Regions from separate parts of the Homo sapiens genome. Here all the other regions are linked to region 1. The links are chromatin contacts, found by Hi-C or POLR2A ChIA-PET in ENCODE. All regions are on one chromosome and are shown on one strand. The core of a region is the stretch at or near the end of the contact, and the rest is flanking DNA. Distances in the headings are between cores, read along the strand shown.

Region 1 (3,374 bases), core at 298-2,797:
CCTCCCAAAGTGCTGGGATTATAGGCGTGAGCCACTGCACCCGGTCCATTTAATTGTTTTAAGCAAGCAAGTAACATATAGGAAGAGTCTTGTGAGGGCTTTTTGAAGGATGAGTTTAAAGACAATGAGACTGGCATAAGTGAACCCGTTGAAGGCTTTCTCAGTCAAGTAGGTGAGGGAAGATGAAACTTGAGGTGGTGCCAATGGGACGGAAAGAGGAGGCAGATTGGAGAAATAGTGAGGTTATAGAGGCAATAAGACTTGTTCATTTATTGGATGTGAGGAAAGGACAAGGAAGGAGTCCAGGATGATTTCCAGGTTTCTGGTTGAGGCAACTGGATGGGTGGTAAGGAACTGGGACAGGGAATAGAGGAGCAGGCTGGTGACAGGCCGTAGAGCACATTGGTTATGTGCATCCTCCCGGCCTCCCAGAAGGAATCCATCACTTTTTCCACTTTTATAGGTGTTTCCGCACTGTCTTTCTGTCCGGATCTGGCAGACCTGGGTTTGAGTCCTGGCTCTGGACTTATAAGCTGTGTGATGTTGAGCATATTATGTAATTTGAGCCTATTTCCTCAACTGTAAAATGGAAATACAACTTACTTCTTGTTTGTGTATGTCTGAATTGAATGCACAGTGTGTGGTATGCAGTGGGCACTCCATAGTGTTGGCTATTTTTATTACTCAGAAAGGGGTCAGGGAAGAGGCCCAGGACAAATGGGTGAAGGCTTTAAGCAAGGCTTCTAGGTCAAAAGAGGAAAAACACAACATGTGGCAGACCAGCTGAAGCCAGAGGGAGGCCAGAGCTGAGCTACCACCACATGTTGCTGAGCAGATGAGTCACTGCAGGCAGCAGGTCAGGCTACCCAGGCCACAGCAGACTGGGCTGGGCTCTACACGATGACTTCATTGTATGCCTTTTTTGTCCTCTCCTCCTCCCAGAAGGAATCCATCACTTTTTCCACTTTTATAGGCGTTTCCACACTGTCTTACTGTCCGGAAAGAGCAAACACGGTGGAAAGGGACAGAAGAGCCAGAATTCCGTCTAGTTTGATCACTGATTTGCTGGGTGACCTGGTGCATTTCACTTCGCCTCAGTCTCTTTATCTGTAATATGAGAATGCGCAGATTTGCCTCCTAAGTGTGATGTGAGAATTAGGTGAGAGTTGGCAGGCACTAAATAAAAAAGCATGCATTAGCCTTCTATTCATTAGTTGTGTTATTCTGTCTCCTTCCTGCTCCCGGCCCCTCTCTCCCTAGTTCTTTGAGGACACCGATCGACTCGAACTCATTTTTGGGTCCCCAGCACTGAGCTTGGCCCAGCAGTTTCATGAATGGATGAATGAAAGATTCAATGGGAGTCCGCAGCCGCTGACGGCGCGCCGAGAGCCCCGCTCGCTTCTGGTCCTCCGACTGCGCGCCAGGGCCACGGGCGGGTCCTTTGCGACCGTTCGCTGGCGCGTGCGCGGGAGGCGGCGCGCGGCCGGAGGTGGCGGGCGGGCTCCCGGTGCGCGCGCGTGAGGGGCGGGGCCGGCCGAAGGCTGGCTGTAGGCAGGCGGCTGAGCCGGCGGCGGGTGGCCTGCCCAACGTGTGCTGGGTGGGAGAAGGCGAGGCGTCAGCGATGCTGTCTCTTCCGTGAGGAGCGCAGAGGAGGTCGCGGCGCCGGAGGCCCCAGAAGGCTCGAAGGCGCCGCGGGCTGGGGTCGGTGGCTTAGGGAGCCCGTCCGGCCATGGTGGCCGCGGGTGGTGGTTGGCGCGGCTGCGCTGCGGCCCGGGGCAGTGCGGAGCCGGGACAGTCGCGGCGCTGACGCCCGCGGGCCCCAGCTGCAGATATGAAGCGGAGCCGCTGCCGCGACCGACCGCAGCCGCCGCCGCCCGACCGCCGGGAGGATGGAGTTCAGCGGGCAGCGGAGCTGTCTCAGTCTTTGCCGCCGCGCCGGCGAGCGCCGCCCGGGAGGCAGCGGCTGGAGGAGCGGACGGGCCCCGCGGGGCCCGAGGGCAAGGAGCAGGTAGGGCGGGTTGGGATCCGGGAGGGTGAACCTGAATGGAAGCCGTGGGGGAGGGGATCTTCGGCGGGAGGACCCGGGCTGGAGCTTTGGAGGGGTGGGGTCTGAGTAGTTCGCGGGGAGGAGTGGGAGGTCTGGGGAGGCCGAGAAATGGGGAGTGGAGAAATGGAAGTGGTGGCCTGGGGTTGTATTGGAAATGGGGGTGTAGAAGAATGAAAAATTGGTGCAAGAGATAGTCAGGGGTTCTGGATGGGGCGAAAGGACGCTGGAATGTGGGCTGAGTGTGTGAGCTGCAACGAGTAGGCTTACTAAAGAGGCGTTGAGGAGTTATCCATAGGAGTAAATAGAGTAAGATGTAAGTCAATTTGATGTAGTGTTATCCTGTTTTCTAGAGGTTGTCCTTAAAATTGTAAAAACGGATGACACTCCCAAGCATTCTCTGATTTGGCCATCATTATACTTTTGTACCAGTGTGTTCACAATCATTGTTAAGGCTCTCTTTACCAACCATCTATTTCACAAGAAAGCACTTGTGAAACACCTGCATGTGAGCAGTGTTAAGCCCAATTTTGTGAACAGAATTCGTAGATATATGGTTTGCCTGCTAGTTTTCCACTGAAAACACATTACTGGGAAAACACAGCAGCATACAAATATTCATGGAGTTTCTGAATGAACAGGATATGTTTATGTAATTTATTAGTCAAGAGTAGGTGTATTTATGAGTAGGGGATAAAGGTCAGTTTTATCAGGCAGGAGAAGCTGCCACTAGTAGCGGTAATAAGTTTAGTGAAAGGAGAATAAGTAATCCTTGGTCTTGTTGGATTTACAGAAAAATGTTCTGTAGTAATGAACTCTAGTGACAGCTTTCCTTTTGTTCAGCTCTATTCGGGATCCTACTGACTTCATCCATGAATGTTTTAAGACTTCTTATAGGTCTCTTACCTCTTTTCTCTCAGATAAATTAGCATTTTCCTTAGACATTTTTTTTTTTTTTTGAGACGAAGTCTCGCTCTGTCGCCCAGGGGAGAGTGCAGTGGCATTATTTCGGCTCACTGCAACCTCCACCTCCTGGGTTCAGCGATTCTCCTGCCTCAGCCTCCCGGCTAGCTGGGATTACAGGTGCCTACCACCATGTCCAGCTAATTTTTTTGTATTTTTAGCAGAGACAGGGTTTCACCATGTTGGCCAGGCTGGTCTGGAACTCTGACCTCAGGTAATCGGGATTACAGGCATGAGCCAGTGTGCCCGGCCCTTTAGACAGTTTAAAAATTATATACCATGCTAGGTAGCCCTTGGACTTTTCCCCCCTTTTGTTCTTCCACCTCTTATTCCCCACTGAGCCCTGAGGAGACTGCACCATTGACCA
Region 2 (3,374 bases), core at 418-2,917, 500 kb before region 1:
GGAGTGAGTAGGAGGTAAGGTTGTGGAGAAAGCGAGTGCAGACAATTTGAATAAATGTAGCTAAACAAGTCACTAGTGGGAGGGTAAATAGGTAAAATCATAAATTAAACACACACATAGCTTTTACCCCAACAATTCTACTTCCAAGAAATCAGCCTACAAATATACTCCATATGTGCACAAAGACCTACAGAAAGGATGTTTACTACACCATTTTATAAACAGCTACAATGTTAATCAATAGGGGGCTGGTTAAATTAATATAACACATCCACACAATATAACACACACAGGGTATTACGTGGCCATTAAAAATACCATGGTAGGCTGGGCGCAGTGGCTGACACCTGTAATCCCAGCACTCTGGGAGGCCAAGGCAGGTGATCACCTGAGGTCAAGTGTTCGAGACCAGCCTGGCCAACATGGCGAAACTCCCTCTCTACCAAAAATACAAAAATTAACTGGGCATGGTGCAGGTGCCTGTAATCCCAGCTATTCTGGAAGCTGAGGCAGGAGAATCACTTGAACCCCGGAGGCGGAGGATGCAATTAGCCGAGATCGTGCCATTGCCTGGGCGACAGAGCAAGACTTCTGTTTAAAAAAAAAAAAAATCATGGTAGGGCCGGGCACGGTGGCTCAGCCTGTAATCCCAGCACTTTGGGAGGCCAAGGCAGGCAGATCACCTGAGGCCACGAGTTCCAGACCAGCCTGGCCAACATGGCAGAAACCCCCATCTCTACTAAAAAGACAAAAATTAGCCCAGCGTGGTGGCGCATGCCTGTAATCCCAGCTACATGGGTGGCTGAGACACGAGAATCGCTTGAACCCAGTGGTGTGCCACTGCACTCCAGTCTGGGCAACAGAACCAGACTCCATTTAAAAAAAAAAAAAAAGTACATATGGTAAATATTATGTGTATTTTACCAAAACAAGTTTTTATTTTTAAGGCACAATCTTGCCCTGTCGTCCAGGCTGGAGTGCAGTGGCGCGATCACAGCTCACTGCAGCCTTAACCTCCCCCAGCTCGGGCGATCCTCCCACCTCAACCTCCCGAGTAGCTGGGACCACAGGCCTGCGCCACTACGCCCGGCTAATTTTTGTATTTTTGTAGAGACGGGGTTTCACCATGTTGGCCAGGCGGATCTCGAACTCGTGATTTCAAGTGATCCGCCCGCCTCGGCCTCCCAAAGCGCTGGGATTACAGGCGTGAGTCACCGCACCTAGCCGAAAAAGAATTTTTTAAAGTCACCATCTCTACGAGGTTTTTCTGGGCCACCCCCCGGTAAAATGTCAAGCCCTCGACGAGCCGGGAGAGAGTCGGAATCCTGTGGGGGAGGCAGGGGCGTGTCCAGAAAGGCGGGAGCTTCCGGAACCGCTTAGAGCTAAGGGAGCTCGGAGCGGGGGCCGGGGCCGAGGGCGGAGCAGGGTGGGGAAGGGGCGGGTCCAGAAAGACGGGAGCTTCCGAGGCCGCCTCCACAGGAAGGGAAAGGGGCGGGAGCTTGGAGGGGGCGGGTCCAGAATGGCGGGAGCTTCCGGGGCCGCCGCCTCTGGAAGGAAAAGGGGAGGGAACGTAGAGGGGGAGGGAACGTAGAGGGGGCGGGACCAGGAACGAGAGCGCGTGGGTTTCTGGGGTGTCCGCCGGCGCCCCCTGGGATTGGGGAGAGAGGGAAGGGCTGAGGCTCACGGTTTCGGAGTAAGGGGAGCGGCCCGGCGAGCCGCCGCGCCTGGGTTAAGAGCTGCAGGAGGAACGTGGCTTCACGAGTTCGGCTCCTCGGCCATCCACAGCCCGGGCCTCCGCCTCTGCTGACCTGGCGGCTGTAGAAGGCAGAAGAGGCCTGAAACCTGCAGCAGGAGCACCACCCTGCCCCGCGGCCCCGCGCGCCCTCCAGTGGCGTCATCCCATCCGCTTTGATCTCGACTGGCGCGCCTACCCTCGGCAGCGGCACCCCTTGGGAGCGCAATCGCGGGCAGACTCCGAGGACCCATCTTGCGAAAGTTCTGCGAGGTCCTGACTTTAAGGGAACAGGGGTCGTACTTGGGCCATGGCCGGAAGGGAGATCCAACATCCATGACGACGTCTACCCCCCAGCCTGCCCCTTCAGAGCCCAGTCTGTGCCTTGCGTCAAAGTCAAGCAAGGGCTCTTGTAGGGCACCGAGCCCCAGCCAAAATCACCCTTTTCTTTCAGATAGCCCCCACTTACCCCCAGAAACCTTACTCTCTCCCTCGGGAGCAGGTGGGAAGTGAAAGGCCGGGGGGGCTGTTTCTGCTCTGCTTGTCTGTACCTGTGGCCCTTGAGTGGAAAACCCCGCCGCTGGACCAAAGACCTGGAGGCTCCAGGATTGCCCACTTGGGACCCTGACTATGAAGGGTCAAGATAGCCCATTCTGCCCCAGCACTCAGAGCCCTATTACCAAGGCCCCTACTCCAAGAATCCACCATCAAAACCGGGGCCCTGCCAGTGCCTTCCCAGTGTTCAGGCCTAGGGAAGAATAGCCCCATTATGCCTGTTACTCCTGATCCTTCTGCAGTCTCTCTCTTTGTGACCCCATGGCCTTTGCTGCTATGTCTGCCCTGGCCCCACAGAGTGCCAGGTCAGAGCCACCCTGGCCTACATAGCAGGGCCCCGGTTCACAGGCTAAAACCTGGGCCTCCTGCCAGGCTGCAACTCCCAGCTGCACACCGCAACCTGAGACATCTCAGCATATTCTAGGAACTAGTAATGGGGACGCTTCCGACTCGCTGGGGAAGGGAGATGAGGGCCTCTAGCTCTCCATGCCCAGTCTCTCATCATCAAAGTCATTTAAGGCCCCAGCGACCCCAGGGTTCAGCAGCATCCTGTTCATCATGAGCAGAGGGGTGACTGAATAGAATGGGAGGCAGGTGTGGCCTGAGCAGTTCCCAACCTGAATTTTCCTTTGAGCTTGGTGATTTGGGGCGGGGGATTGAGATATTTTCCTTTCACTTGTGGGAAATCTTGGGGCCCCACAAATCACTAAGCTGAAGGGAAAAGTCAAGCTGGGAACTACTCAGGGCAAACCTGCCTCCCATTTTATTCAGTCACTCCTCTGCTCGCTGAGATAGACACATACCTGATTGCCTCCTTTGGAGAGGCTTGTCAGAAACAAAATAATGCAACCATTTGTCTCTCAGCTACCTGCGACCTGGAAGCCCCCTCCCCACTTCGAGTTGTCCCCGCCTTTCTGGACGGAACCAACGTACTTCTTACATATATCGATTGATGTCTCATGTCTCCTTAAAATGTATGAAAACAAACTGTGCCCTGACCACCTTGGGCACATGTCGCCAGGACTCCCTGAGGCTGTGTCACGGGCACGCATCTTCAACCTTGGCAAAATAAAGTTTCTGAATTAAC
Region 3 (3,374 bases), core at 399-2,898, 460 kb before region 1:
ATTACTTTGATTCTTTCCATCAGTGTGTACTTCCTGAATTTGACTGTAAAAAACGACTTGAGTGCAAGGACTGATTCTCTTGTTGATTGGTGTGTGTCCAAAGTCAGTGCCAGGTAAACTGTACACAATAGATACCTGTTAAATGAATTAATGGGATGGGGGATAGTCAAAAGAGTTTCCCTTTTTTAGGATAGGAGAAATCCAAAGAGTTTTTTTATTTTTGTTTTTTTTTTGTTTGTTTGTTTTGTTTTTAGAGACAGTGTGTCCCTCACTTTGCTGCTCTGCCACTCAGGCTGGAGTGCAATAAGAACATGGCTCACTGCAGCCTCGACCTCCTGGGCTCAAGCCATCCTCTCACCTCAGCCTCCTGTAGCTGGGACTACAGGTGCGCACCACCATGCCCAACTAATTTTTAATTTTCTTTTTGTAGAGACAAGGTTTCACTATGTTGCCCAGGCTAGTCTTGAACTCCTAGGGTCAAGCGATCCTCCCACCTTGGCCTCCTAAGATGATTACAGGCCATAAGCCACTGCGCCCGGCCCAAGCAGTTCTGAATAATGATGAAATGGGCTCAGTTGAGAGAAGCTGAAGATTAACTATAAACAATGAGTAACAAAGGAGCACTGGAAGGCAGAGGTGGATGGGAATCGTAGTGTTTACGGAGGGACTAGTCTCCAATAGGAATTTTTTTTTTTTTTTTTTTTTTGAGACGGAGTTTCGCTCTTGTTGCCTAGGCTGAAGTGCAAAATGGCGTGATCTCGGCTCACCGCAACCTCTGCCTCCCAGGTTCAAGCGATTCTCCTGCCTCAGCCTCCCAAGTAGTGGGATTACAGGCGCCCGCACCATACCCAGCTAATTTTTTTTGTACTTTTAGTAGAGACGGGGTTTCACCATGTTGGCCAGGCTGGTTTTGAACTCCGGACCTCAGGTAATCCGCCCGCCTCGGCCTCCCAAAGTGCTGGGATTACAGGCGTGAGCCACCGCGCCCGGCCTAGGAACCTCTTTCAAATTCAATCACCCTCTAGGTCGACTATACCGCCTAGCTGCTTCACAATTTGTCCCTTCCTCGCCATCCATACTGCCAGCCTTAATTCAAGTTCACATTATCACTTGATTGGATTATTACAAAAGCTTCCCTACCAATCGGTCGCTCTTACACCCTGGGCAGCCTCCTCCGATGGCCCACTCCCCGCCTCTTTCACTTTCTGGAGATCACTGAGCTCTCCATCCTCTCTGGGAATTTACCGATGCCCAGAACGCCCTTCTTTCCCCCACACGACCCTCTCCTAGTCTAACTCCTGGGCGTGCTTTAAGCTCAGCTCAGGCAGCGTCACCTTCTCTGGAAAGCCCAAACCCAGCCACCCCACTACCCGCTACCCGCGGCCCACGCTGATGAAGACAGCAGAACACGGAGGCCCCGCGTTCCCGCCGCGAGAGCAGGAGAGAAAGATTACCTCCCGCGAGCTCTAGCGCGCCCGGCTTTCCGGCGCACTCCAGGGGGCGTGGCTCGGGTCCACCCGGGCTGCGAGCCGGCAGCACAGGCCAATAGGCAATTAGCGCGCGCCAGGCTGCCTTCCCCGCGCCGGACCCGGGACGTCTGAACGGAAGTTCGACCCATCGGCGACCCGACGGCGAGACCCCGCCCCATCCCCGACTGCCTGAACCGCGCCAGGAGACGGACCGCAAGTCCAGCGTACCCACAGACGACTCAGGCGGGAGACGAGCGGTGTCATGGCCGCCGACAGTGACGATGGCGCAGTTTCAGCTCCCGCAGCTTCCGACGGTGAGCGGCTTCCCAGAGGTAGCCTTCAAAGCCTCTGCGCTCTGGGAGAGGGGAAGGCCTCGGGCTCATAGTTCTAGAGGCTCCTCAAGCTTCAGAGGACTGCTCCTTCCGCCTGAACTAGCCACGAGGAGACTACAAGTTCCGTTGTACACCGCGGCTCCGGCTGCAAAAGCCTGGAGCGTTGGGAGCATGGGGCTGATGGAGGCATGGCGGGAGATGTAGTCTGGAGCTCATAACGGTTAGTAGTAATAGTTGTGATTCAGTTCAGTGGAGTGGATTGAGCGTTGTGATCCAAAGGAAGGTAGGACGTATTGGGAGCTCTGGTGTGGGGCACTGCCAGGCTCTGGGGCTTACTGGGAGCTGTTGCTTGTGGCGCTGGGGCACCATGAGAACAGTAGTATGGATCCCTGTGGGATATTAAGGGAGCTGAGATCCTCAAGCCCTACAAAATGTTTCCTGCAGGACATGGGAAAAAAGAATCAAAGGTCGTCTAGTCCAACTTTCTCCTCTACAGATTGTGAAAGCGAGGTGGGAAGTAATTTACCCAGGCTCATACAAGCCAGTAGAAGACTCAGGCTTCCTCTCCCCAAATTCAGGGCATTCTCCACTCCAAGGCCTGTGTGTAGAACACGTGGGTTACAAAGGCTTGTGGGAAAAGCTACCAATGGAAACTACCCCCCTTACCACCATCACCGTGGCCTAGCTTGGTGTCTGTTCCCCTGGGCTCTTTCCTTAAGCATGAACATCCATCACCCTCCTAACCCCCAGGTGGTGTCAGCAAAAGCACAACATCTGGGGAGGAGCTAGTAGTCCAGGTTCCCGTAGTGGATGTGCAAAGCAACAACTTCAAGGAGATGTGGCCATCCCTCCTGCTAGCCATAAAGACAGCTAATTTCGTGGCTGTGGACACGGTGAGAGTTGGGAAACAAGGAGGGCAGGTGGTTGTGAAGGGGCTGGTGCTAGAGGCCTGTCACAACTCTCCCTTTACCTACCCACAGGAGCTGAGTGGGCTTGGGGACAGGAAGAGTTTGCTGAACCAGTAAGTATAAGCCCTTTTCTCTTTAGTGCCAGCCCTCAACTGTGGAGTGGGGGGGTCACAGACCTGGGTGGTTTGGGTCCTTCATAAGGCTAACTCCTAGCCACAGCAACCCCCATACCCAACCCCAAGGTGCATTGAGGAACGTTACAAGGCCGTGTGTCATGCTGCCAGGACCCGTTCTATCCTTTCCCTGGGCCTCGCCTGCTTCAAGCGGCAGCCAGACAAGGTATGAGCTGATCTCACCCCAATCCTAGGTGTGGCTGTGGGGTGGAGGGTAGAGAGATTCTAGGGAACATCAGATAGGAAGCATTTCTCTCCCAAATCTTTTTTTTTGACTTGATAGTTTTTTTTTTTTTATTTGAATAGGTTTATGGGGAACAGGTGGTGTTTGGTTAAATGAGTAAGTTCTTTAGTGGCAATTTCTGAGATTTTGGTGCACCTATCACCCAGTGTACACTGTGCCCAATGCGTAGTCTTTTATCCCTCACCTGCCTCCATCCTTTCCCCCCTGAGTCCCCAGAGTCCATTGTATCATTCTTAAGCTTTTGCATC
Region 4 (3,374 bases), core at 335-2,834, 440 kb after region 1:
CTCGATCTCCTGACCTTGTGATCCGCCCGTCTCGGCCTCCCAAAGTGCTGGGATTACAGGCGTAAGCCACCGCGCCCGGCCCAGAATTCTTTGTTTTGAGATAGGGTCTTGCTCTGTCGTCCAGGTTGGAGTGCAGTGGCGCGATCTTGGCTCACTGCAGCTTGACCTTCCAGGCTCAAGCGATGCTTCCAAGCTCAGCGTCTGCAATAGCTAGGACTACAGCTGTGCACCACCATGCCTGGCTAATTTTTTTGTAGATATGGGGTTTCTCCGTGTTGCCCAGGCTGATCTGGAAGTCCTGGGCTCAAGCAATCCTCCTGCCTCGGCCTCCCAAAGTGCTGGAATTACAGGTGTGAGCCACCATGCCTGACCTCAGAATTCTTGATAACCCTGTGAGGATGGCTTAAGCTATACTCAGGTGTGTGACCTTGTACAAGTTACTAGCCTATCTAGGCCTGTTTCCTCACTTACAAAATGGGGACAAAAATAAACCTACCTCATAGTCATGAGCATTACATGAACTGTTATATCTTAGAAGCTCAGAAATGCCTGGTGGTAAATGCTATAAATACACCCTTATCATTATTAGTGAGTACCTAGGTTGTGCATGCCACTGTTGGGTGCTTTACGCACATTAATTTACTTGTCAGAATAGCCATGGGGGGGAGGTACTATTATAATGCCACTTTAGATATGAAGAAACTGACGTTTTGAGAGATTGGATGATTAAATCTCTGACTCCAAACACAACGCTTCCTCCAACGCGGTTTGGCCTTGGAGAGGAAGGCAGCTTCTTTCAAGACACCCCTGAGCGAGAAAGTCGCGTCATCCGGGGGCTCCCATTGCCCGAGCCCGCCACGTGGCAGTCTGGGCCGAATGCCTCTCCCCACTTTCTGGGTGGGCGAGGCCTGACTCCAACCCCGGCCCTCCGCTCTAGACCTGGTACCACTGTAGATTCAATCCAAACTCCCAGAAATGTGCCGCCTTTCATAATCCCCAGCTGTCCACTACAGGTGGTAACTCCCCTGCTGCTCAATGTGGCGTAAATCTTCCCTTCCATAGCTGCGGGACCACAGCTCACCGACCTGGGACAAACACCCGAGACGGGCCGAATTCCAGCTCGCAGGTAGTAATTCCGCCCCTCCCCTCCCCGCTCCGTCGCGTCCAGTCCAGCTCTTCTAGCCCTGCCCCGCTCCTCTAGCCCAACCGCTCCCCACTGTTGGCCCCGCCCCTCCCCGCCCCGTCCAGCTCTTCTCGCCCCGCCCCGCTCTTCTCGCCCAACTGCTCCTCGCTGTTGGCCCCGCCCCTCCCCCGCCACCCCCGCCCCCGCCCCGCCCCTCTCTTCTCGCCCAACCGCCCACCTCTGTTGGCCCCGCCCTCCCATCTAAGTCACGCCTCCTAGTAGGTCAATTTAGCTTCTCCAGCTCCAGAGCCCAGACTCCTCATTGGGCGCAGCACTATTCCCGCCTCTTCCTTGGGTCGCGAGCGCCGAACTCATCGAACGCAGCCAATGGGTGATACGACGGCAGCGCGGCGGGAGGTTCGATTGACCCGGTCTTGGCGGGTCGGTGAGTCTTGGCGGCTGTTAACGCGCGCTTTGGGAACAGGAAGGTTGAGAGAGAGGTGCTGGGGTCTGCGTCTATCTCTGTCGCTCTTTTCAGCCCCTCCTGGTATTCCCCTCCTAACCTGGGTTTTTTACACGCCCGCGTGGCTTCCTGCTCGACCTCCCTGAGTCTGATCCTGGTTTCCACCTCCAGCCCTGGGAAATTTCCTTTCTCCAGACTCGCCCTCCCCACCCGGGCCTCGGACTTTCACCCCAGCTTCTCTCTCCTGGCCAGTGATTACCCACCCCCAATCCCACCCCGCCCCGCCGCGCAACTACCTCCTCCCTTCACCCGGACTGGGACCATCATCCCCACTCCACTCCGCCCAGTCTGGGACTCCACCTGCCTCCTCCCCAATCCCACACTAATCTCTGCTTGGTCTCTTCCTCTTTGGCCTAATCTCTCGTCTCGGCTTATTGGGGACGGCCACTCTCACAGTTTGGTTCCAAACACCAGTTCCTGGATGGATTCCCGCCATCCATGCCCCCTCTTTAATTAGCCGGTCCTCTCAATAATGTAGCAGCCCCCTCTACAGATTAGACCCTGGTCCTACACTCTTAGCCGCTGCCTGCTTTTGACCTTTGGCTCATGGGTACTTGACGTTTTAAACTCCTAGGCCCAGGATGGTAAGTGTGGGCCTAGGGGAGACTGGGAATAGCCCTGGGTCAGGGTCTAGTAGGCCTAGGCTGCAGGATCCTTGCAGGCACTGTTTCTGTTCTCCCTTTACAGAGGAGGAGCTTGGCTCCCAGCCAGCTGGCCAAGAGAAAACCTGAAGGCAGGTCCTGTGATGATGAAGACTGGCAACCTGGCCTAGTGGTGAGCACTCAAGGGGACAGGGAAGGTGGGTAGAGCTGTTTGGACAGAAAAGAAGCCAGGATTTGGTTTCTAGGGTTACATAGCCAATTCCAGATGCCTCTTTTGTATGTTCAATAAACTTTTAGTGAGTACTTACTATGTGCCAGGCATTGAACAAGATTAGTAAAATCTTTATCCTCAGGGTAGTCACTAGAAGCTAATATAGCCTCAGTTTTCCTGGTGGGAAAAGATAAGCAAAAGAGCCAGTTGGATTGGACCTTTTGACTCTGCTTGGAAAAAAGGGCTACACAACAGCAATTAGCAGCTGGCTCTTTTGCTCTTTGTCCCCTGCCCAGTGTCACAGAACAGTAGAGTGTTCTGGGCCTACCTTGGAGTCCTGGGCTCACTTGGGCCTAGATCTGACAGGTTGTGTCCTTCCAGTCCTTGCTCATACTCAAGTACAGTATATTCTACTTTAGGTTGGGCCCTGGGCTCTGCTTCCTGTTTTGGAGGCTTGTTGGGGCTGGCTGTGGGCAGGACCTATGTAAACCAAAATAAATAGGACAGTGCAGCATGGACTTCAGAGAATAAGAGCAGTTCAAGAAGTGGGGGCTTGGCCACTGGAACTTTGAAGGAAGGGATCAGCTACGCAAGGACTAGAAGGCACTTTTTGGCAGGAGCAGTGTGTGAATAAGGTGTGGGGTAGGGGTGCTGGTGTTTGTTTCAGGTGTGTCTTACAGGATCACTGAGGCTTCAAATATCCTGGCAAGCTGGTACAAGTGTGTTCTTGCCTAATGGCTTGATGGGGCTTGCTCAATAGTTGTACCGTGGTGTGCAAGGGGCTTCTCTACCTGTGAAGGAGGCACATTGGCTGACCCTTGCCATGTACATGGGTCTCAGACTTGAACTTGGGGCAGCATTCTCTGCATCTGGGTCTGCTGTCAGTTGCTGGTTGCTTCTGAAGATGCTTTTAGT
Region 5 (3,374 bases), core at 322-2,821, 310 kb before region 1:
CCAGCCTGGCCAACGTGGGGAAACCCCGTCTCTACTAAAAGTACAAAAATTAGCCGGACGTGGTGGCGCATGCCTGTAATCCCAGCTACTCGGTAGTCTGAGGCAGGAGAATCGCTTGTACCTGGGAGGAGGAGGTGGCAGTGAGCTGAGATCGTGCCACTGCACTCCAGCCTGGGTGACAGAATGAGACTCCGTCAAAAAAAACAAAAACTAACAAACAAACCCTGAAACTTAACTTGTTCAAAACCAAATTTATTACCTTCTCTCAAAATTGCTTTTTTATGCTCCCTATTTCAGATGAGATCAGGAGCGTTGAGGGTGGTATAACCAGAGACTATGTTCCCTATTTCAATTAACACTACCGATTCACACCATCAGCCAAGTCAGAAACTTTCTACTATTCTTCTCAACTTTATTTTGAAACCTCTTGGAATTTCGGGCCATTCCCTCCCGCCTGGATGAGCACACTCGTTTTCTGCCTACCTGGCCTTTCCGCCTCCACGGTCTTCACTTTCAATCCTTCCTCTATATTTTCACCAAAGATAATGCAATCATACCAAGCTCCTGCTTACAAAACCTTCAACGGCTCCCCATGCATGCAGCATGAAGTCCAAATTCCTCAGCAAGTTCTTCTCAGAGGTATACAATTTAAAGACTTTTAAATTACGCAAACCTGGATTTCGCTTGTAGCGAAATCTGAACACTGGCTTAGTCCACTCTTCACAGCGAAGAGTAAAAAGCAGAGAGGGGAAAGGAAGGGAGACGATGACAAGCGAGGAAAGAAGAGGGGGAAGGCAGTAGGGTCTGAGGGGAGGGAATTGTTTTCCTGGGTAGAGGTGAACGTTTTCGAGGGAAGAGTGTATCGGAGGGAAGTCAAGTGAAGGAACCCAGATCTCTGAGGCAGGAGCGGGTATGCGAGCAGGGAGGCGCTCAGTGGGGAGCTGGAAGTCTCTGAAACAAGAGTTTTCCGAGAAAACGAAAGATCCCTAATGCGAGCGAGGTAACTTCTAATGGGTTCCCAGGTTCTAAGGGGGAGCAGACGTGGCGGGGAGCCTGAGGGAAGTGAGAAGGAAAGGGGAAAGCGGCCAGGAAGGGAGCGTCCGCCGCCGCTGAGAGGGGGACCTCTGGGAAGCCGAGGGGTCCCGTCGGGTGCGGAGGGACGCAGGCGCCTCTGCTCCGGGGCAGAGGAGGTGGAGCGGCAGCGCGCGCGGGCCAGGCAGGATGCCCGGGTTTGTGACCCCCGTCCTCTTTTCACGTTACCTGAGGCAGGACTGAGCAGCCAGAGGGGTGCCTGCGCGGGCAAGAGGAGGAGACGGCGGCAAAGAGGGAGCATAGTAACCCTCACAGCTCGTTGGTGGCAGCGGCTCCTTAGCCTGCGGAGGCGGTGGGAGCCCCTAGCGCAGAAGCCGGCGACTCAGCTAGGCTAGCGGCGGCGGCGAACGAGGAGACTACTGCCATGGCCCCACAGTCGGGGCCGCTCCCCCCGCCTGTTTGGCGGGGCCAGGAGGACGATCCGACCAGCGAAGCCAACAGGGCAGCTGGTAGCTCTGCTGAGCTCCCGGGCCGCGAAAGACTGAAACGCCTACCCGGCCCAGCAGGGGGGTTGGGGGCGGGGTCTCGGCTGGCCACGCCCCTCCCTCAAGCCCTCCCTCAGAGTAGCCAGTCAACCGTCAACTCCTGATAAACGAGGTAGTGGAATTGCCCAATTAGCGCTAGGAATGCCACGTGGTATGAGGGTGGGCACAATGGGCGTCCAGAAAAGCCAATCAACAGCCGTAGGTGCCAACTCCGGAGGACGAAGGGAACCAATAGGAAGGAAGTCGAGGTAAAAACAGAAGAAGCAGTGTGTGGGAAAGGCGGAACCGAGGAGGAGGGAATACACCTGGGGGAAACCCAAGTCCAGGAGCCTCTTAGAGGGCGGGGCAGTAAACACAAGATGGACCAATAAAAATGTTAAACACAGAAATGATTGGTAATTGATAAAGCCAATAGAAAATGGACTAGACTGGCGCGGCTTTCGGGTTGGTCAAGGTATAGCTGAGTAAGGAAAAGCGGTAAGAATGCTGCGTCCTGCAGGATTTCAGTATAGTGAGGAGGAAAAAATATATCAATAATACCGACTTGAAATAGTAAGAGCAATCAGTAGAGCTAAACAAAATGCTAGGGAAGCAATTAATCATGACTATGAGATTCGGTTAAGTGAAAGCTTAGAGGAGGTAACACTTCAGCTAGCTTGAAAACAGATTTTGAAAGAAAGCTGGTGGGGAATAAGTTGGGATTTTTTGTTGTTTTTGTTGGTTGTTTTTTTTTTAGAAGGGTCTCACTCTGTCGCCCAGGATGATGGAGTGCAATGGAGCGATCATGGCTCACTTGCAGCCTCAAACTCCTGGATTAAGATGATCCTCCCAACTCAGCCTCCCCGGATAGCTGGGACTACAGGCACACGCCAGCATGCCTGACTAATTTTTTGTATATTTTGTAGAGACGGGGTTTACCATGTTGCCCAGGCTGGTCTGTAACTCCTGGACTCAAGTGATCGGCCCACGTTGGCCTACGAAAGTGCCGGGATTACAGGCGTGAGCCACCGCTCCCAGCTAAGAATTCTGCCCAGCTGTTCAAGGCACATATTTCTTCACTTTTTGCATGTGCCTGGACATCAGGAGCTCATAATCTCATGACTGAAGAGACTAGAACAGGAGGAGGGCAAGAGCAAGCAGTATGGGCCTTACTGTATTAGCACTCCCAGGGGTTAGAGACCCCTTTTCAGACATCTTAAGACTTTCATCCTCCTGGAAGAGTATAAGTGGTATGCATTCCTGGTGGCCATAAAGTTTAAGAAATATGGCCAGGGCCGGGAGCAGTGGATCACGCCTGTAATCCCACCACTTTGGGAGGCCGAGGCAGGGGGATCACGAAGTCAGAAGATCGAGACCATCCTGGCAAACATGGTGAAACCTCGTCTCTACTAAAAATAGAAAAATTAGCTGGGTGTATTGGCGCGTGCCTGTAGTCCCAGCTACTCAGGAGGCTGAGGCAAGAGAATCGCTTGAGCCCGGGAAGCAGAAGTTGCAGTGAGCCAAGATCGCACCACTGCACTCCAGCCTGGGCGACACAGCAAGTCTCCGTCTCAAAAAAAAAAAAAAAAAAAAAATATGGCCAGACACAGTGATTCACTTCTGTAATCTCAGCACTTTGGGAGGCCAAGGTGGATCACTTGAAGCCAGGAGTTTGAGACCAGCCTGGGCAACATAGCGAGACCCTGTCTGTACAGAAAAAAAAAAAAAAATGAGCCCAAAATGGTGGCATGTACCTGTGGTCCTAGCTACTTGGGAGGCTAAAGCCAGAAGATCACCTGAGCCCAGAGGTCAAGGCTA
Region 6 (3,374 bases), core at 540-3,039, 280 kb before region 1:
CTCAGGAGGCTGAAGCAGGAGAATCACTTGAACCCGGGAGGCAGAGGTTGCAGTAAGCTGAGATCGCGCCACTGCACTCCAGCCTGGGCAACAGAGTGAGACTCTGTCTCCAAAAAAAAAAAAAAAAAAAAGAGGCAAGACCAAGATATTGATTGGCATCTGCTTAATTTCAAATCTTTAGGTATTGTGTAAGCCCTAGAATTCCCTTCACCATTTGTGAAGGTGGGTTCCTGACTTTGGGGCTAATATCCCAGGGCGAAAACAAGTATAAGAATCAATTTACTGCTGAAAAGGAAGGTTGCACTGGATTCACCCAGATCAACACCAAGATTAGTATTGAGATCTTGGCCAAGCGCTGTGGCTCAAGCCTGTAATCCCAGCACTTTGGGAGGCCGAGGCAGGCAGATCACCTGAGGTCAGAAGTTCGAGACCAGCCTGGCCATCATAGTGAAACCCCGTCTCTAACAAAAATACAAAAAATTAGCCGGGGGTGGTGGCACGCGCCTGCAGTCCCAGCTACTCGGGAGGCTGAGGCAGGAGAATGGCGTGAACCCGGGAGGCGGAGGCTGCAGTGAGCCGAGATCCAGCCACTGCACTCCAGCCTGGGCGACAGAGCGAGACTCCGTCTCAAAAAAAAAAAAAAAAAAAAAATACAAAAATTAGCCGGGGCTTGGTGGCACAAGCCTGTAATCCCAGCTACTCCTAAGGCTGAGGCAGAAGAATTGCTTGAATTCGGGAGACAGGGGTTGCAGTAAGCCGAGACCGCGCCACTGCACTCCAGCCTGGCCGACAGAGCGAGACTCTAGCTCAAAAAACAGAGATTTAACCCACTAAGCCGCGGTCTGAAAGCTTTTCCAAGTCCCAAAGTTCTTAGTTCACAATACCACAAGCAAAAGAAATTTTGTAAGCATGGATCTTAGCAAACTTTTAACTGTTTTTTAAAAAGTCCTTAACACCTTTAACGACAAAAAACAAAAACCAAAAACTAAGGCATGCTGCAACTTGGTGCCCCCAAATGGCCTTCTCGTCCAATCCTTCTTTCCCAAGTGGCCCCCAAGTACAAAACCCAACCAATTCGGGGTAAAGGCTGCTGGGATTCAGGCCGCCACCGGGCCCCTTCAGGGGATCTGCCCAGCGTAGAGGGCCACATCCCTAAACCCCACTTCAGGTGCCCCCTGTCCCTCCCCAGCACTGGAGAAAGCACCAGCAGAGAGAGTGCTTCAGCGGGGACATTTGGGCTCATCGCTAACTCCATTCCACGTACAGGAAAATAAAGACGGGGAAAGGGTACCCGAAGCTCCGCAGCTAGTCAAGGCTCAGGACCCGGAACAGCCAAATACATAGAGGCTGTCTTCTACAGCCACGAGTCTGGATACAGGTCCATTCCAGAAGCTTCCCGAACCCACCCCGTCCGGCAGGAGGCTAGTCTCGGAGACCCCCACCACCAGCCCGCCCAGACGCCGCGCCACGTGCTCGAGTTGCCGGGGGAAGACTCGACTCGAGTCCACGCTTGCCTTGGGGTTCAACCAGGTTCCCGCACCTACGTGGGGGGCCCACGAGAGGGGTGTGCGCAGCGCTCAAGCAGTCTCGGACTCCGGGCCTCCCCCGGCTGCCTCACGCATCACAGCACCCCCACCCGAGCGCGGGCGGGCCCCGGACAGGAGGAGGAAGAGGCAACAGGCAAGAAGGGCGCGCCGCGCCTCACTCCGCAGGGGCCGCACTGCCCACACTCACCAGTCCCAACACAAGTCGCAGAAACTAACCACCGACACCAGGCAAGAACAAGACGCGCAAGAGCTCTCCGGGGCGCTGCCTTTATAGCCAGTAGGGATCTCGCGAGAGTCGGAACGGACGGGGGTGCCGGAGGAGGAGAGAGAGGAGGGGGATGTGGCCCGAGCCCCGCCCGGCGCGCCCCGCCGGAATGACTCGGCGCTTTCCCTCGTTGGGGCGGGTGCGGAAAAATACTAATACCCCACCCTGTTGCGGATGGCTGAGGTTGGAGTGAGGCGCCCTTGTGGCCGCTCCCGAACCCGAACGCTTAGGTTAATCCTAGATCTCTGCGGAAAACCAGGATTCTCTTTACTTCCAGGACCACTACGCACTGTGCCCTCAATGCCCAAACTGGAGTAAGCGTCTTAGCTGCTGCCCACGGAGGACCACGTCTAACCACACCAAGCCATGAGAACTGTCTATCCAAATATTTCTTAAGTTCGCAGCCTTAACCCCAGCGCAGATCCTCAGTAACCCTCATGGCTTAGATAGCTTCCTTCATTGTTCTCTTTAATTACAGGGTTGCTGCTTTCTGTTGTAAAGGAAAATAAAATATCAGGACTCCTAAACTTACGCCAGAGGGAAAGTTCATCTTGGGAGGCTGATTCAGTTACACGACCATCCTCTCCCCGGATGAATAATTTGACTTTACAATCTTGAGTCAAAACATTACACATTAGCCAGACCCACACGGTAAGGCAAAAGGCCTCAGACATTTCCTGATGACTACCCCCCACAAACACACATACACAAAATCATAATTAATTATTTGCTCCCCTGGAAACCTTTAAAGTATGTAGCCTCCCATAAAACAAGGACGTGTCAATTGCAACTAGATCTACAATATAAAGTCTAGTTCCTAAAACTAAAGTTTGTTCTATTCCACATTTTTTTGAGACGGAGTCTCACTCACCCTGTCGCCCAGGCTGTAGTGCAGTGGCACGGTGTTGGCTTACTGCAACCTCCACCTCCCGGGCTCAAGCGATTCTCCCGCCTCACCTCCGGAGTGTCTGGGACTACAAGCACGCACCACCACGCCCAGCTAATTTTTTGTATTTTTAGTAGAGACGAGGTTTCATCATGTTGGCTAGGCTGGTCTCCAACGCCTGACCTCAGGTGATCCGCCCGCCTTGGCCTCCCAAAGTGCTAGGAATGTAAGCGCGAGCCACCGCACCTGGCCTCTATTCCACAAATTCCATAAATGTTCACTACTAGATTACCTTTCTACTAGACTACTTTCTACCTTTCTAGTAGTACCTTACTACTAGATTACCCTGAGTCCACCACATAATTGTTTTCTTCCTCCATTCCCTTTTTCTTCAAACATTCACCTTATCTTATGTAAAAATGTAGATTTAGGCCACCTAGGAGGGCGGATCATAAGGTCAGGAGATCGAGACCATCCTGGCCAACATGGTGAAACCCTGTCTCTGCTAAAATACAAAAACTTAGCCGAGTGTGGTGGCGCGCCTGTAGTCCTAGCTACTTGGGAGGCTGAGGCAGGGGAATCGCTTGAACCCGGAGGCAGAGGTTGCAGTGAGCCGAGAGCACCACTGCACTCCAGCCTGGCAACAGAGCAAGACTCCGTCTCAAAAAACAAAACG

The links. Hi-C counts contacts between places; a loop is a spot of excess contacts on that map. ChIA-PET counts read pairs that join two places held with the same protein, here RNA polymerase II (POLR2A). Pooled maps may share reads with other maps.
Region 2: a map of naive thymus-derived CD4-positive, alpha-beta T cell shows a loop between it and region 1 (4-fold over the local background). The contact joins the promoter of LINC01144 here to the promoter of MAST2 in region 1. A Hi-C loop is called at or near these places in 1 of 168 maps with a recorded cell type or tissue (naive thymus-derived CD4-positive, alpha-beta T cell) and 4 of 50 pooled maps. POLR2A ChIA-PET finds 5 or more read pairs at or near these places in 3 of 52 experiments (GM12878, H1 and activated T-cell).
Region 3: a loop to region 1 is called in a map of sigmoid colon, with 7 times the contacts of the local background. The contact joins the promoter of TOE1 here to the promoter of MAST2 in region 1. A Hi-C loop is called at or near these places in 1 of 168 maps with a recorded cell type or tissue (sigmoid colon) and 9 of 50 pooled maps. POLR2A ChIA-PET finds 5 or more read pairs at or near these places in 2 of 52 experiments (A549 and PC-9).
Region 4: a loop to region 1 is called in a pooled map, with 8 times the contacts of the local background. The contact joins the promoter of RAD54L here to the promoter of MAST2 in region 1. A Hi-C loop is called at or near these places in 1 of 37 single-sample maps with no recorded cell type and 11 of 50 pooled maps. POLR2A ChIA-PET finds 5 or more read pairs at or near these places in 2 of 52 experiments (GM12878 and OCI-LY7).
Region 5: a map of CD4-positive, alpha-beta T cell shows a loop between it and region 1 (5-fold over the local background). The contact joins the promoter of TESK2 here to the promoter of MAST2 in region 1. A Hi-C loop is called at or near these places in 6 of 168 maps with a recorded cell type or tissue (CD4-positive, alpha-beta T cell, PC-9, ascending aorta and 2 more), 1 of 37 single-sample maps with no recorded cell type and 13 of 50 pooled maps. POLR2A ChIA-PET finds 5 or more read pairs at or near these places in 1 of 52 experiments (GM12878).
Region 6: a loop to region 1 is called in a pooled map, with 6 times the contacts of the local background. The contact joins the promoter of PRDX1 here to the promoter of MAST2 in region 1. A Hi-C loop is called at or near these places in 7 of 50 pooled maps. POLR2A ChIA-PET finds 5 or more read pairs at or near these places in 6 of 52 experiments (AG04450, H1, K562 and 3 more).

The regions. Positions count from the first base shown.
Region 1 is chr1:45,802,065-45,805,438 of GRCh38, forward strand. It overlaps MAST2 (microtubule associated serine/threonine kinase 2), which reads left to right and starts at 1,548. Exons shown (of 29, transcript NM_015112.3): 1 at 1,548-2,008. The coding sequence starts at 1,832. RefSeq lists a silencer at 1,376-1,815.
Region 2 is chr1:45,302,243-45,305,616 of GRCh38, forward strand. LINC01144 (long intergenic non-protein coding RNA 1144) reads left to right here and starts at 1,668. Exons shown (of 1, transcript NR_024270.1): 1 at 1,668-3,374. LOC105378691 (a long non-coding RNA gene) reads right to left here and starts at 1,504. Exons shown (of 3, transcript XR_947287.4): 1 at 1,250-1,504. RefSeq lists enhancers at 1,241-1,300, 1,761-2,000 and a silencer at 1,391-1,570.
Region 3 is chr1:45,338,522-45,341,895 of GRCh38, forward strand. TOE1 (target of EGR1, exonuclease) reads left to right here and starts at 1,649. Exons shown (of 8, transcript NM_025077.4): 1 at 1,649-1,783; 2 at 2,552-2,694; 3 at 2,782-2,822; 4 at 2,952-3,048. The coding sequence starts at 1,732. MUTYH (mutY DNA glycosylase) reads right to left here and starts at 1,449. Exons shown (of 16, transcript NM_001048174.2): 1 at 1,378-1,449. RefSeq lists enhancers at 971-1,638, 1,639-2,307, 1,660-2,009, 2,308-2,974.
Region 4 is chr1:46,246,179-46,249,552 of GRCh38, forward strand. RAD54L (RAD54 like) reads left to right here and starts at 1,585. Exons shown (of 18, transcript NM_003579.4): 1 at 1,585-2,230; 2 at 2,334-2,420. The coding sequence starts at 2,228. RefSeq lists a silencer at 1,146-1,405.
Region 5 is chr1:45,489,592-45,492,965 of GRCh38, forward strand. TESK2 (testis associated actin remodelling kinase 2) reads right to left here and starts at 1,572. Exons shown (of 11, transcript NM_007170.3): 1 at 1,261-1,572. RefSeq lists enhancers at 1,230-1,279, 1,566-1,860 and a silencer at 1,510-1,729.
Region 6 is chr1:45,520,095-45,523,468 of GRCh38, forward strand. PRDX1 (peroxiredoxin 1) reads right to left here and starts at 1,790. Exons shown (of 6, transcript NM_181697.3): 1 at 1,735-1,790. RefSeq lists a silencer at 984-1,146 and an enhancer at 2,189-2,268.